2 separate regions of the Mus musculus genome follow, and region 2 is linked to region 1. The links are chromatin loops, found by intact Hi-C in ENCODE. Cell type or tissue: heart. All regions are shown on one strand. Links, peaks and the distances in the headings refer to the core of each region. The heading gives the core; the rest is flanking DNA.

The links. Hi-C counts contacts between places; a loop is a spot of excess contacts. Peaks named below come from ENCODE experiments on the same cell type or tissue, not always from the same donor. Only the 100,000 strongest peaks of a DNase experiment are listed, where the experiment ranks them.
Region 2: a loop joins it to region 1, with 2.1 times the contacts of the local background. A loop is called at or near these places in 2 of 42 quality-filtered maps.

The regions. Positions count from the first base shown.
Region 1 is chr11:107,314,160-107,322,494 of GRCm38, reverse strand. It overlaps Pitpnc1 (phosphatidylinositol transfer protein, cytoplasmic 1), which reads left to right. Exons shown (of 9, transcript NM_001359616.1): 3 at 820-908; 4 at 1,695-1,702. Among named protein-coding and RNA genes, the nearest start is that of Gm11716, 18 kb to the left of the region's middle. In heart, for the core only: no CTCF peak of the experiment used is centred there; DNase peaks (open chromatin) are centred at 4,554 and 6,784; H3K27ac peaks cover 499 bases.
Region 2 is chr11:107,210,540-107,218,874 of GRCm38, reverse strand. Pitpnc1 (phosphatidylinositol transfer protein, cytoplasmic 1) reads left to right here. Exons shown (of 9, transcript NM_001359616.1): 9 at 6,217-8,335. The coding sequence ends at 6,533. Among named protein-coding and RNA genes, the nearest start is that of Nol11, 25 kb to the right of the region's middle. In heart, for the core only: CTCF peaks have their summits at 3,290 (motif pointing left) and 4,954 (motif pointing left); no DNase peak of the experiment used is centred there.

The sequences.
Region 1 (8,335 bases), core at 49-8,048:
TAGCAGCTTGGTGCGTACACCACGGGGGAGGGGCTGTGGGAGGTGTGTGCACGTGAGCGTGAGAACCAATCTCAAATAGCATTCCTTGGGAGCTCGCCACCAGGGTCTCCTGGCCTGATCTTGCTTATTAGGCTCGACTAGCAGGTCAGCCAGCCTGACGGATCTGCCTGCCTCTGCCTCACCAGAGCTGGAATGTTTCTCTCATGGGTGCTGGGCATCAAGCGCACGTCCTCATACTTCTCCACTAGCTCTTTACAAGCTGACCTATCTCGCCAGTCCCTTCAGATTGCTTCTTGTTGTTCCTTGCTGTCGTGGAGGCCCAAGAAGCCGATGATTTATGGTGTCCTTGTCTCTGATCACAAGGGGGAGGGGCTAGACACTAGCATCCTAGGATAGTGAGCTATCCTGATTTGTGCTGGGAAGAAATAAAATTGGGATTCAGTTCAGAATATTTGCTGATCTTCCACGGAGCAGAGTCTGGCTCCCAGCATTCAAATAAGGAACTTCAGTACCATGGGATCTAGTGCCCTCTACTGTCCAGTGTAGGCACCTATGCACACCACACACACACACACACACACACACACACACACACACACACACACACAAGTATGTCCAAGAAAATTAGTGACTCCAAGAAATACCACAGAGATGGAGAAGAGAGGTATGGAGGGAAGAGAGGCCACAGAACCTTAGCAATAATATGCCTTATATCCAGGAAGTTAAATAAGTTAAATAAGGCCCGAACAAACTCTAACTTTTTTTCTTTCCCACTCCTCTTCCTCCTTCTCCCTCTTCCTCTTCCTCTTCTTTTTTCAGCAAGCTGCCTAGTTGGGCCAGAGCTGTTGTTCCCAAAATATTTTATGTGACCGAGAAGGCGTGGAATTATTACCCATACACCATCACAGGTAAGTCCTCAGGACAGGTCAGCTACCAGCAGCAAGTACAGGCTGAGCACTATGGGATTTCACTGGGCGGGGACAGACTGTCTCCATGGGGCCTGTTCCGAGGTCTTCTCATTGGTCGGTCCCCTATATTGTGCCCACACACAACTTGTTCAGTTGGGTTGTTGCTATTTTGCAGAGATTCTCTCTCCTCTCAGAGAATGTGGAAAGCTTTAATGCCTCTTCTTTATAATGCTTTCCGTTCTGAATATTGTATCAGCACAGTACCCCCCCCCAACCCCACACCAGACTCTGAAGCTTGGGTTGTAGCCCCCCCCCAGACACTTTGGGGGGGGGCAGCATCTCAGGATCCCACTTCAGCATCTTTGCAAAGTTCTTTGTGAATTGTTTAAAAAAAAAAAAAGAAAAAAGAAAAGGAAAAAGAAAAAAAGGAAGACAAAGAGAAAAATCACTGAAAAGATTTCCTCTGTGGTTAATGAAATGCTCTACTGGAATTATTAGCCTCTCGTTCTGATTTTACAATGCCAACACTTGGGTTTTTTAATTAGCTACAAACCTATAGGCTAATTGAATCTTGTCTAACTGACCTGATTTGGCCAAATGAAGGAGTACCATGAAACACAGAGGCATTCGGGATTTACAAAAATCCAATTTTTTTAGCGCATTCTTAACACTTATAACTTGTCAGGAACTATCAGTCGTTTGGTTTGTGTTCCATAGACCTGGTCTAACTCATTGTTTTTTTCTCCTTTTCTTTTTGCTCTTTGCCATCTGAACGTCTGGAATCAGAATACACTGTAAGTTCATTTAATTTTCAAAAATATTCTGCCTATGATCTGTGGGTTAATTGAAATCTTCTTCATATTTGTCTTATAGATGTAGTCATTTTTTTAAAAAAGAGGAATAATCAGAATCAGAATTATTTAAATGTAGGCTATTATATAATTTTACATATATATAATTCAATAAGCTAAGTGTTCTCTTTTTTTTTTCAAGAATATTAATGTAACTCAAAGTGCCTTAATAGTCACTTTACATAATTAACTTGGGCTTGCAATTCTTTATATAGCCTGACTGCTTTACTGGTAAGAGTTCACTAATAAAAGAGTGTCTTGCAATGTGGCATTAAAGACAGTATTGTTTTGGTGGGGGGAGGGGCTTATACATGGGGGAGATGCATATGCAAATGGTCATACAGGTGTTAGAGTGGTCGGTCACTTTTGCTTGACAAACTAATTGAAGTCCTTAGTAAGGACTAAGTAAGGACTAAGTCTTACTTGGCTTCCTGTTGCTGGCATAAAACACTGACCAAAGGCGACTTGGGGGCAGAACGGGTTTATTTGGCTTAAGCGTCCTGATCACAGCCCGTTATGAAGGGAAACGAGGGAGGAATTTGGAAGAAGAAACTGATGCAGAGGCTATGGTGGAGCGCTGCTTACCAGCTTGCTGCTCTTGGCTCTCAGTGTGCTTGCTCTCTAATACACCACAGGACCGTCTGTCCCAGAGTGGCTCCGCCCACAGTGGGCTGAGCTTTCCCACATCAATCACTAATCAAGGCAAGGGCAGATTCCCTGGAACTGGAGTTACAGGCTGTTCTGAGCCACCTGGTATGGATGCTAGGACCAATTATAGGTCCTGCAAGAGCAGCTCAGCCGCTGAGCCATCTCTCCAGCCTCTTTCTCTGTATATTGAATGATCACGACGGGGTGGACTTTGGAAGCCTAGGGAGAAGAGATAGCTCAGTTAGTAAATGCTTGTCTCAAAACCACGAGGAGCTGAGTTCACATCCTAGCCCAGATACCAGCTCCACATGGAACCTTGGCTTGGCGGTGTACGTCTATAATCCAGTACTGTGGGAGGTGGGGACACGGGCGGACCCTTGACACTTATTGGCTGTCAGCCAGACTGAATGATGAGCTTCTGGCTCAGGAAGAGACCTTGTCTCAAAAAATAAGGTGGCGAGCAAGCAAGGAAGACAGCTAACATCAACCGTGTGCTTACTCATGAACATTTGCATGCACATACGCACCCAAGCATACATATGATAACCACACAGTGCGCTCCCATAAAGATGGTGGACTTTGGAGTTGGTTGAATCCTTGACTTCAGTGCCTCCAAATGGCCTTCCTGGGGGCCTTCATTTCCTCGTTTAGAAGTAGGGGAGCTCTCACTGTCTCATGAAGGTGTAGTGGAAACGGTGCTGAACAATTGGAATCTCAGCCTAGTGCTGGGTGCAAGGTCAGTACTTAGCACGTGTCGGCTGGTCTTTGTAACATTGTAGCAGAAGGCTCTGTTCTCCCAGTGGACTCTACTTAGAAGCAGAGCTCAGTCCCTATCAAGACAGACCGGGCTCCAGCTGCAGTCATGGAAGGAAGGACTGACTAGGGAGTGAGTATTCAATGCTTTCCTTCTTCCCACTCGGAAAGATTATGCCTCTCATTTGAGATGAAATCAATGATGATATGGACAAAGAGATTTGTTACGTTTAAAACTGCATCAAAAAGCTAGACGTGGTGGCCTAAGCCTTTAATCCCAGCACTTGGGAGACACAGACAGGCGGATCTCTGTGATGCCAGCCATGGCTTCACAGTGAAACTGTGTCAAAAACAAAGACAAAAAAACAATGATTAAAAAAACTGCACAAAGATAGTCATTTGCCTGGAGCCTTAGAATTAAACCACCTTGACTTGACCCCATGTGACATGTGAATGTCATAGTTTTTGTTTTGTTTTGTTTTGTTTATTTTTGGTTTTGGTTTTTTTGGTTTTGGTTTTGGAGACAGGGCCTTACCACGTAGCCCTTGCTGGCCTGAAACTTGATTTGTAGACCAGGCTGGCCTTGAACAGAGAACCACCTACCAGTGCCTTCCTCCCAGGGTGCTGGGCTTAAAGGCGTGCATCATCATACCCACTCGTGATACATAATAGTGACAGAGAACACATGTCTGAATGATGTTACTGTGTCATTTCTAAAGAATATTCACTACTTTATCATTGCTGGGACCAGGAACTTGGGGACGGAAGGGTTTATTTGTGTTCACAGTGAGAAGGAACACAGGTCATCATGGAGGGGAAGGCATGGCCCCAGGAATAAGAACCTGCTTGGTCGAGTTGTATCCACTGTCAGAGTGCAGAAAGCAACGAATGCTGGCCTTCAGCTTTCTCTATCCTTTTTAGTCAGTTTAGAAGCCAGCCCATGGGTGCCACCCACATTCAGGACTATCTCACCCCTTTCAGTCCAATCTAAAAACCCCTTTACAGACCCGGAAATTAAATGCCAACGTTTGACATTGCTGTCCTGTGCGGCCTAGAAGTCTTCCAATAGGATCCTCATTTCCTCTTGAGGGCTTCTCGATGGCTGGAACTTCTGCCAAGCCTCTGCCCACCAGCTTTCTTGCAGCGCTAGTGAGACATTCCTGTTCAAGGAAATTGGGTGTGGGGGGCACAGTATTCAAAGAGGAAGCCCATTCTCGTTGTCCAGCACTGCACCATATGACGTTCTGTCTGACTCAGCATTTTCCTTGCCTCCCCCGTTATTCTGGCCCCATGTCTTTTGCAGATTTCTTTCTTCCTCAATTCGTTGGGTGACTGTCCCTCTGTCTGAGGTCAGCAGTCACTCACTGGGCAGCCAAGTGTGCAGAGCATCATGTTTAATGTTACCACAGGGCTCTTGGCACCATCATCTCTGCCCTTTGGGGTCATAATCTCGTGGCAAGTGCGTGGCCATCCTAGTCAAAGTTTCGTATTGTCAGCAAGTCCTAGGGTCTTCTAGAGGTCAGAGAGGACTCAGCTGGCCTCAGACGTGTCCCACAGGACTGCATAATCAGCAAGCTGAGCTGCCTGCCTGCCGGCTGAGGATCAGACTAGAGGAAAGAAGCGAAGATCATTTGGGGGACTCCGGGCCGACAAGCCACTGCCACAGGAAATGAAGGCCCTTGACCTCTGGTTTGAGCTTTGAGTTCAGAGACAGTCTGCGGGGTGCCCAGTGCAGGCCATGGGAGAGGGTAGAGTACAACAGGCTTAAGCTGGGGTTGATTCATGGAGCTAAGAGGTAAGGCTGTTAGCCTTAGTAGAGGAAAGTAAAGGCTGCAGTTACATGTGAATTTTCGGATAATATATATAATATATATATAAACAGATAATATATAAACATACACATACTTATATGTATATGTGTGTGTGTGTGTGTATACTTATGGTATCAATATGTCCTACATTTATGGGACATAGTCTAACCTGTATGTAACAGCCGATGATAGGGACTCAAGTCTGATAATTAGATTATAAGGACTGAGACATCTATAGTCAGGTGCAATGGGACAGGCCTTTAATCCCAAAAGTCAGGAGTCAGAGTCTGTGAGTATGAGACCATTTGTCCACATAGTAAGATTCTGTCTCAAAATAAATAAATAAATAACAAATAAATAACAGAGAAAAAAAACCCAACACACAAAACAACCTGAGATTCCCTCTGGATCAGGGAGAGAAAGAAATGCTAAGGGTATATACCAGGAACCTAGCCACATCTGATATGCCACGGTAACTCCAAGGCCAGGCAAGGGCTCTCAGAAAGCCTTGGAAGGCACCTCCTGGCTCAGTCACGCTTGGTATAGGTGGTAAGGTGGACAGCTGGGGAATGTTAAATGTGACAATTGGACACATGACTGTCAGTATTCCTTCTTAAGAGAGAAATGTGTCTGTTGTTGTTGTGTGGGGGTGATTTGCATGTGAGGGTGTGTGTGAATGCCGTAGCACACTCGTGGAGCCTGAGAGTAATTTCCAGGGCTTGGATCTCTCATTCCATTCTGGGTTCTGGGATCTAACTGGGGTCATAGGACTTGCCTGGCTTTCTATCCACTGAGCTATCTCCACAGACCAATATTTCTTTTCTTTCTTCCTTTCTTGTTTAAACTCCTGTCTCCATATGCATGCTGGAATTACAGATAGGCATCACCATGCCCAGTTAATTTAGTACTACGGCTTAAACCCAGGGCTTCACGAAATGCTTGCCAACAAATTTACCAGCTGAACTCTCCCAGGCTTTTTGTTGATGATGGTAGGCTTGTTGTTGCTATCCATTTGTTTGTCTGTCTGTTTGTTTTTGAGACAGGGTCTCGAATGTCTCTGGCTGGCCTCAACTCACTACGTAGCCAAGGATAGCCTGTCGGTACTTCAGTGTTGTATGTAAATGTTATGATTGGAATATATATGGCCTAAGTAAAACATAAGAACGTGTCTGGCAGATAGTGGTTAACCTGGGGGAGGGCAGAACTTACTTCGCAGACATCTGCCATGTTGTAGCTTGGACACTTAGATGAATTATCATAGACTAGGCAATTTAAAACAACAGATATTTATTTTTTGCCCTTCCTGGAAGCTGGAAGTCCAAGATTAAGATCACTTCCAGCTCTGTTCCTGGGGTGGGCTTTCTTCCTGGTTTACAAACAGCAAACTTCTCTCCACATGGTAAGTAACATGGGCGGTCAAGAAAGCACACTTTCTGTTCTCTCCTTATAAGGAACAAATTCCATCTTGGGGACTCCATCTTTCTGATCATATCTAAACCTACTTCCTCCTTAAAGTCTCAGCTCTAAATATTGGGAGTTAGGGCTTTGACACTGAAGCAGGGACAGGACAATTCAGTGTATAGCATGCTGATCTAGGCACCATAAGGTAGGTACTGCCACTGGATCCTTGTCATCAGGAAGATAGCAATTCAGAAAGCTGCAAAATGCCGGGTCAGAGTCTACGTTTAGTCTCCGTAGGGAAACCATGTTGTTCCTGATGAGTCTGCGTTTATTTTCCATTCCAAAATAGGCCTGCTTTTCTTTCCATCTCCCGGGCCACTGGGGATCTGAAATGTTCCCTCTGGCTCCAGGTGCACTCCTGCAGGCCTGCATAGCACATCCTGCAGCCGCCACCCACGGCTTGGGCTGGGCCGCGTTCTCACGCTCTCTGCCCACCCTGTACTCTGAACACGGTTCTGCACCGGGATGGCTGGCGGATGCTCTCAATTGCCTTCCTCTCTCCCGGCTGCACCGCTGTCTAATTGAGCTCCTTACCCCCCAATCCTTTCATCTTAACTGCCTCTCTTTTTGATGTCTTTCTCAAGTTCAAGATTTCCTGTCCTACATCCCAAAACAGAATTTCTCCCAAGACTGCCAGAGAGTTCTTTCTTTGAAAGGCAGCCCCTGGGGCCCTACAAACTCCAAACCCATGATCCTGCACGTTAGCAGTCATCCAGAGCTGTAGTAAGTTCACCAGTAGCTCTCTGTGACTGTCCAGTCTGTCACCTGAACCTTAACCTATCCCCTCGCTGGGGACAATACCCATACAGGAGGACTTTCTATGTAGGGTCATTTAGAGGTCAACCTGATCCCAGTTATCAAGAAATAAAAAGCTTTTCCGTCACTGGGAGTGTATTATATAGAGACGTCACTTGTCCAAGAAGTGGAAAAAATATCTTTAACTTGATTATGGGATGGGGGTGGGGTGGGGATCTTAATTACACACTACACCAAGAATAGTGTGACAACGTTCTTCCAGACAGTAGATCGTTTAGCCAGCCCTTCGGAACCACCAGCTCTTCTAAAGTTTATCAAGTCCCAAAGGAAGGTACTGAAGACATTAGCTGCCATCTGAACTGATGATGTGGGGTTTTTATTCTTGAACTAAAATAGAAAGAAAAAGAAAAACCTCCACACAAGCCAACAGTGTCAAGCCCCCTGTGTTACACTCTTATAAGAGAAGAATTCCTTCCTTCTTGTAGGAATTTGAAGTTTTGTAATGTTCACAAGAGTGTCCTACAGTGTTCAGTGGGTGCATACATATTGATGCTATAACCACACCCCTCCATCAAATTCATCTTCAATAAGAACCCATGGAAGAGACCATGGCAAATGATGCACCTTTATATTCATGTAGGTCAAACTGACCTTGAACTGGCTATGGAGCTGAAGGTAGTCTTGAGCTTCCTACCATCCTACCTGGGCTCGCAGGTATGCATCACCAGGTCCAGTTGATGCAGTGTTGGGGGTTAGACCCAGCACTGTGTGCACGGTAAGCAAACACTCCACCCACTGAGCCAAAGCGCTAGCCCTAGACACAACTGTCTGGTAGTTAAAATAGCAGCTGTTCCACAAAAAGACCGAGCTGTGAGCTTGGGATGGTCTACTGTTACTCATTTGAATGATTCAGATGAAAGAGGACGACCAAATTCTAATAACTAAGGAGAATCAAATGACTCTTTCGATCGATTCCCCGAGCTGTGTTGTGTCTCCGTGAGGCCTAGGGTTAGCCTAGACAAACCCTGCACAGGTGAGTAAGGGACAGCCACAGCTGAGAGTCTGTCACCAGTCACTCAAGGAGAGCACAGACTCTCCTCCCGGGAATGGCACCATGGAGACAGATCCCTTCCACACCTGCCTTGGA
Region 2 (8,335 bases), core at 46-8,045, 100 kb after region 1:
CTTCTACCTCGTTTGGTTTGGTCTTATGCTTTTGGTTCTGTTGTCAATCACATGGCTCCACCAGTCCCTTGACTTGTTTTCAAATCTCACTATGAGCAAGGCACCGATCATCTTTGCCGCCGAACCCTTTCTTATGCCCACAAAACTGATACGGCTCTGAAAGTCCAGAGTCTGCCCATGGTAAGTCCCTCCCTTCTGTGAAGATTCATCCCAGTAAGGCAGTGGACTCTTTGCCTTCTCTGGGTTTCGTTTTCCCAATTAATTGGTTAATGACGGGTACACAAAGAAACACGTTTTTCAGTTTTGAACTTGTACTTAAGTGGGACTGCTTCGTATTCCTTTCCAGGTGTGTTTGTGGTTAAGAAATACTGACAATCAGTCGTTGAAGTTGTGGGGGTTTGGTCTTGCAGAATGTGTTATTGTTGACTAAGTCCCTTCTGTCTTTACCCTAAAGAAGCATTCTTTTATTGCTTGTCAATAACCTGCTTTCTAAAAGAGCGTGTCCTTGCTTGCCCGGCCTGCAGCTTAGCCTTCTCCATACTTACATTGCTTGTGGACAGCATTCTGATGGACGACTCCAGGGCTGACAGGAGCATCTTGAGTTCAATAAAATAGCCCAGGCCTAGATTTTGGGCCACACTCCACCTCAGCCCCTGACCATACTGAATTAAATCATGAGCTCTGGCAGGTCTGCCCTTTGGAAGCAAAGAAAACCTCACATGACACTCGATTGAGATTTAAAAAAAAAAAAAAAATCAGGGCACATGATCCAGAAAATGCTTAAGGAAGAACTCCAGCCGGGAACCCACGAGGCAGATCCCCCCCCTCAGCCAATCAGTGGTAACGTGGATGCTTTTTTCTTCTTCATGCTTTATTGGTCGGTGAGGGCATGAAGTGAAATTCTGCCATGACTTGATAAAGCTTTGCTAGACTAGGAGAAAAGCTGATCAAATCCAGCAGAAGAATAAGAGAGTTGGGGGTGGGGAGGAAGACAGGTGTTTAAGGTGAGACCAGTAAAATATCAATTTTACACATCTCACTTGCAGAAAGAGGAGATTCCTTGGTTTTCTTTTTGTTTGTGTATTTGTTTGTTTGTTTGTTTGTTTTGATTTTGAGACAAGGTCTCATACAGCCCAGGCTAGCCTTGAAGCCATAATCTTCCTGCCTCAGCCTCCCAGGTGCCAATGTCGCAAGAATGAGGCAGGACTTCTCAACCCGGTCACTGTTGGCATTTGGAATGAAATCTTTGTTTGTTGAGAATTGGAGATCCCAGCCTATAGGATGTCTTACAGCATCCCTCCCTCCCCATCCCTAGAGAGATGCCAGCAGAACACCTTTCCACCGCTGTCACAACCAGACACTGCCACAAAACCATCTCCTGGGGAAAACCATTAAGAGCTCGTTATCCTGAAACACTGAAAACTTGTAGATTCTAGCCAAACGTGGTGTTGTGCACCGTCGTATTTATAGATCAATGTGGGTGGAAGAGTGTCAGCCATCTCAAAGCTGTCAGACTACACTCAAAGACCCGCACTTTCTGGCCTTTTGTATTCCATGCAAAAAAAAAAAAAATCTGTGTGAGAATTGTACTGACTCTCACACACCCCCAGTGAATGCGCTGGGTCTGCCCTCCACAGCCTGTCTCCTACCATAGCAATGAAAGTGTGCTTGGTGTTGTCAAATCCACTAACTTAAAGATGCCCTAGTATCTCTCTGGAAAGTTTGACCTGAAGGTAAGTCTTAAACCCAAACCGCCCGGCCCCTCTGTTCCTGAGAGAGATCTTCTAACAAAGCTTTAGGAGGTCCCAGGCTACGCACAGCCCACTCGCTAACACTCTCGCCCACTTTCCAAGAATCACCCCTACGAGTTTGACCTCCACTCTTCTTTGCCCTCACTCCCTTCTTTGGCTGGTTTATCTAACTTTATGATTTTTACTCCATAAAGTTAGTCAGTCACCTGCTTTTTAATTAAAAAAAAACAAAACAAAACTTTGCTGAGCGACCTTCTTTCCCTAAAGTGTCCCCCGTTAAAGTTTGTATTTAATAACGGAAGTTGCCCACGTCTTGACTTTTTTCAGATATGACAATGGATGATGTTCGGGAATACGAGAAAAACATGCATGAACAAACCAACATAAAAGTTTGCAATCAGCACTCCTCCACTGTGGATGACATAGAGAGCCATGCACAGACCAGTGTATGTAGACTGTTCAAAGCGCGTTGCCCACCCTGTGGGAAACAGACATGGAAGCCCATCTGTTAGCCCGTGAAAATGCGGGGTCCCCAGCCTTCTGTGAAAACAGAACCTCTCCCAGAGACCGTGGGTAAAGGTGCCCCCCTCCCAAGTCTTCGAGTGGGCTGTGTCAGTCACCTGGGTCTTCCAGATCTTTCCACTCTTCAGTGGCTTCTCTTCATGGCTAACCCAGTCATAAAAAGAGAGTGGAAACATTTGGGGGTACCTGTCAGATGGCCTGCACTAATCACGAAGTAGCACAGGAGCCACAGTGGGTGTCAGAGGTGAAGTGGATCAAATGCGGGACTTTTCAAGGCGTAGTTGGCACTTGTACTCCTTGAAGGGCTTTGCTCTTCAGCTGTCATGGTCTCTGAGAGGCTTTTCTGGAACTCTTTTGGGCTGTTTTACTCAGTCAGTTCCTTTTGACTTAGGCTAATCTACAGAGTAAGCTACAGTCTGTGCACACACGCATTCCTAGTGGGGGCTGGTGGTGAACTGAGATTTAGGGGTGCTACATAGTAGATCTAGCCTGAGACTTACTTAGCAAAGGCCTTAGAAAGCCCAGGGTTGTTTGACAGCCTTGGGTTTACTGAAAGCTGACTATATGGTATATACCAGAAATGGAAGCCTGTATTTAAATACATAGTTATCTCTTGGTCAGTGATGCTAACAAAGAGGCCCTAGGGATAACAAAGGACTCGTCCCCAAGTTGGCACATAGGTCTCAGCCAGATCTCTTACATGTGATCTTTCTCGGAACAGGATGAATTCTTGTGTTTGCCATGCCCAGGCCCTAGGGTAATAGTATTTATTATAAGATACTGGGAAACTCAAGAATGCAGTTTTTACATGACTGCTACTTTTGTTTTTTTGGTTCTGTTTTGTTTTGCTTTTCTAAGAAGTGAGAATGCAGGGTCTAGAGACAGCTCAGCAGTTCAGAGCACCTGCCCTTGTAGGTACCCAAGTTCAGTTCCTAGCGCCCATATCTAGTGGCTCACCACTTTCTGGTCCGGGGTATCCAGTGCCCTCTACTGTCCTAAGTAGGCATTGATTGCATGCATGCACATGTGTATACACACACACACATATACATAAACAAATGATAAATCCATTTTTTAAAAAAGAAATGAGAGCATAATTACAGAACTTTGAGAGGTAACTGTTGTGACAAAGGCTCTAGAATCGGAAGACCTTCTGGTAATGTTTTGGAAATGTTTAATCACACACACACACACACACACACACACACAGAGCATGATTTGGACTGTACCTTGCCAGGCTAGTGCATGCCATTGGCCACTGGATGCATGTGACCGCCTGAAAGCGGACTGGCTCCGCCTTCCCCCTGTCGTGCACGCGGTGATTGGGGTTTGCAGGAAACCAGTTGAAGCAAGAGTTGCTGAAGGTTTGCCCCATTTTGATCGAATACCTCCCAACTCTCCTTTTTTCCTGTTCTAAAGATAGGAATGTTCTTTTAAGGAAACTGTTCCAGAACGTTCCTTGCTTTAGATTACCTTTTCTCCTAGGAATGTCAAACCCAAAGAAAGCTACAGGGGAGGGAAGAAGGGACAAGGGATGCCTGAAGGGCACTGAGCACCACTGTTTTCAGGATCTAAGGCAGACATGGTGGCTGAGAGCTGAGGCAGGAGAATTGCCTTGAGTTGGAGGCCAGCCTGATCTATAATATGGGCCAAGGGGGAGGTGGGGTAGGGACAGAGCTTACAGCTTAAAGCCTTTGCATGTGTTCTTTCCGTTTTAACTCATCATTAGCGTTAAACTGTGTAGAGAAAGATGATAACTCAGAATGCACCCCCACCTTTTTTCTGGCTGTAAGAAACCCATTGTCACCATGATTGAAGTATAATGGTTATCTTATAATATTGCCCTCTTTCTTTGGGATACCATGAGATCGTGGATCATGTGTTGTGTTGTGTTGTTGTTGTTGTTTGTTTGTTTGTTTTTTGCAATTGTACTTTTTTTTTCCATAATGAAAAAAAGATGGTTAAAGCTGAGAGGCTGTGTGTACCACAAGTAAGTAGTGTGTGGATAGGCCAGCAAGATGGCCTATCAGGGAAAGACCCTCATCATACAAGCTTAGAGACCTGAGTTTGATTGCCAGGGCCCAGGTAACTGTGGAAAGAGTGAATTGGCTCCACATGTACACAGACACACACCCTAAGAATTAAAAATATTTTTAAAATGTATAAATAGTAATAAAGCCACATAATGGGGCTAGGGATGTAGCAAAGTGCTTAACTATGCAGAACCCTGGGCTAGATCCCTAACACCATATAAACGGTGGCCGCTGTCACAATCCCGGCACTGGTGAAATAGAGGCAGGAAGATCAGAGATCCAAAGTTATCCTCACCTACATACTGAGTTAGAGGCCAGCCTGATCTACCCAAGAGCCTATCAAAGAAAAAGAAAAATAATTTTAGCACCTTCACGGGTGCTAAAATGAAATTTAAATGATCACCCTGAAAATGGATAAGTTAAGTCGGAAGTAAGCAAAATTAACTTCCGTTAGCACACTAAAGAAAGAAACTAAAGAAAGAAGCAGTCTCGCTTGGCAAGTGAGAGGTTTCAAAGAGAAGAGGAGACTCTGAGGGGTTTTGGTTTTGGTTTTTTGGTTTTTTGGTTTTTTGAGTTTTTTGGGTTTTTTTTTTTTTTTTTTTTTAATCTAAATTCTGTGCTGTGTCCTTTCTGCCCCCTGCTGGAAACATACAATATCACAACATTTCAGCAACTTGTTAACCAAGTCACTTTTTCAAATTGCTATCCATTTATTAAAGATATATCCTAGTTCACTAAAATTCTATGTCGAATTCCAAGCAAATGCTGCTTTAAAGAAATGAATCTCACTCATTCACTTAAAAGTGGTAAGTTAATAGGTACGAGTTTTCTTAAAACCATATAAATTTTATATTATGTCAACACAATTGTAATTTTTTTTTATCTCCTTTATAAAAACTCTTCCCTTTCAGGAAATTTTTTAAAATTTCATAGGGAAATGGTCACAGATTCAATTTAATGGGAAGTGGGGGTTTTTTGTTTTTGTTTTTGTTTTTTTGAGTCTGGCATTTGATAGTGCATGCCTTTAATCCCTACACATGGGAGTCAGAGACAGGTAGATCTGGGTTTTGCAGTCCCAGAGCCTGGTCTACGAAGTTACCGGACCTTGGGGCCACACAGAACACCCCCACATACACAAAAAGTGTTTGTTGTTTTCTTTGTCCAGATGTTATGAAACCCAGTGGTGTGACTTGGTGGTAGAGCCCCTGCCTGGCATACTCGGGGCCCTGGATTTGATCCCCAGCCCCACAAAGAACACCTAATGATTAACATAGGTTGTCAGTGTTCATGCCACATTCAACACTGCAAAGAGACCTGAACCACTGAGACCATGGCAGAGGGCCAGAAGAACTGAATGAGCCTGAGTAAGCCAACGTAGATACACACAACACACATGCATGCACACACATTCATACAGACACAGACACCACGTACATGACACACCTATGCATGCATACACACACACACACACACACAAATATTTTTAATGCATACTAACTAGGCTAATGAGATGGCTCACCAAGTAAAGGCAGCCACTGCTGCCGAGCCTGGCAACCTGAATTCAACCCAATGAACCCGATCCTCTCTCCCCCGAGACTCAGCCACCCACACCACACACAGCAAATAGATAGATAAAGTGTATTTCAGTCATTCCTTAATACTTACTAAGAGTCCTTTGAAAACTCTTGGGTTAATATCCAAAAAAAGAAATGTTCTTTTCCGGGATGTGTCTTAGTAACACAGATGTGGGGGGCAGGGGAGAAAAAAAAATGAGGGTCTAATATTTCAAAGACATGTCAAGTTTGTGATTGGGTAGGCATCAGCTTCATGGTAGTGTCCCCAGATTTAGCAATAAACCCATTTGCCCGTCCGAACAGTAACTATTCTTTTCTCCGCTTTTCCCTTTGAAGACATGACAATGGATGAAGTGCGAGAGTTCGAAAGAGCCACTCAGGAAGCCACCAACAAGAAGATTGGCGTTTTCCCACCGGCCATTTCTATCTCCAGCATCGCCCTACTGCCTTCCTCGGTGCGCAGCGCCCCCTCCAGCGCCCCATCCACCCCTCTCTCCACAGATGCGCCAGAATTTCTGTCCATTCCCAAAGACCGGCCCCGGAAAAAATCTGCTCCAGAGACGCTCACACTTCCAGATCCGGAGAAAAAAGCCACCCTGAATTTACCTGGCGTCTACACTTCCGAAAAGCCATGTCGGCCCAAATCAGAGTAACTCGGTCTGAACATCCCTTTGGGTCCTTTGTTTTCATTTGTGGCTTTTTTTTTTTTTTTTTTTAAAGAATTCTCTGGACGAGGAAAAGACTGCCTCCTTCACTCAGATGTGTTCTTGGATCTCAGACAATGCATGTGGTTAAATAATCTCACAGATAGCAAGAACCCCTACGTGTGCCACACAGCATCATAGTGAATGTGAAAAGTATGATTTAGGGAAAACAAAAAACAAAAAAAAAAAACAAAAAAACGAAAGGAAACAAAACAGGAGGGGCTGAGGACACCGCTCAGTGGGTAGAGCTGCTACAGCTACTGTGGAACCCGGGGTTCCATCCCAGCCATGGTAACCAGGCAGGAGGATCAGAAGTTCAGGGTCAACCTCAGCTACATACAGAGTTTGAGGCCAGCCTGAGTTATTTGAGACACTGTCTCAAGAACAATCAAACAAAACCCACAGAATCTTCTCTAGCTTTAGATGTGGACCAGGGAGGAAGCCTTGTTTTGGGGGCTTTGGTGAGTCTGATGTGGACCTCAATGGTAAAAGGGTAAATGGATGAGAAAACTTTTTTTTTTTTTTTTGGTAAGGTGTGGTAAATTAATGATGTCAGTTTCCTCCCATCAAACCTGAAATTCTCAACAACAACAAAAAAAAAAAAAAAGAAAAAAAAATACTCTCAGGTGTCACATGCCTAATTGTTCTCTTTTGGGACTGCTGACTACCAATACTTGAATTCCAGTTGTTATCAATATTCCTATTTTGATTTAGTCTGACTCAGGATTTGGAGCCTGATTAACTTCTTAAATTTTTGAAAATTTTAATAACCAACTTCTTGAGGCTCCAAGTGCAATTAATGATAATGTCTTTATACCTTTTCACAAAATTTAATAAAGCACCCATCTGTTTGCGTCTCTTCGCTTCCCCTTTTTGTGCCCTGGTGGCTTCTCAAATCTTGCCTGGATGACTTATGACCACAACTAATACAATGTGGAATATTCCGGAAACAGAGAGCCCCAGGTGAGACAGACATCTTCTCTTCAGGGACCTGCAAAGTTTGACTTGTGAGCTTCATCCATAACGATTCTCAGAAATTTCGACAAGCTAAGTAGAATTCATTGACAGTCTCCCACTTGAGGAAATTGAGGATAGACTAAGGGACCCGGGTTTAACTAGCCAGTGTCTGAACCACACAGAAGAGAAGCCACGCCTCCTGGTTTACTCTTAGGAACACCCAGATATTCCTGGAAATGGTTTGCCCATCACCAGGCTTTAGGAAGCACCACCATTCTCTTAGGCCTTCCTTATAATCTAAATATCGGGGGCCAGGGTGTAACTCGATTGTAGAGTTCTTGCCTAACATTCAGGAGGCCCTGGGACTGATCCATAACCCTGCAAAAAAGGAAATAATCCAGCTATTGCCTGTGTCCCTGGAATCCAGTAAATACAGGCAGGCGGGAGGAGTGGAATCGCAGGCTCCTATTTGTACAGAGGTGTGATCATAAATGTCCCTTTTTGTCTTGCTCTCATTGCTGAATGAAGGGGACATGTATGCCGACAGCTGGTGAGGTCAGTAGGTCATCAAAGTGGCAGAAAGAGAAATCTGTCACCCTTACACCTCACTGCCTTTAAACCCACAAGGAAGGGAAGCAGATAGAGCAATGCAGGTGGCTGGGGAGCTCCAGAGCCCATGTCCTAGCTGTCCCTTCCTGACTCGTGACCTTCAACCTCAGGAAAGGAAATGCCCCCCCCCCCCCCAATCCAGATCCCAAAGGAAGCAAAACAGACCAGGGAGTATATTCTCCTTC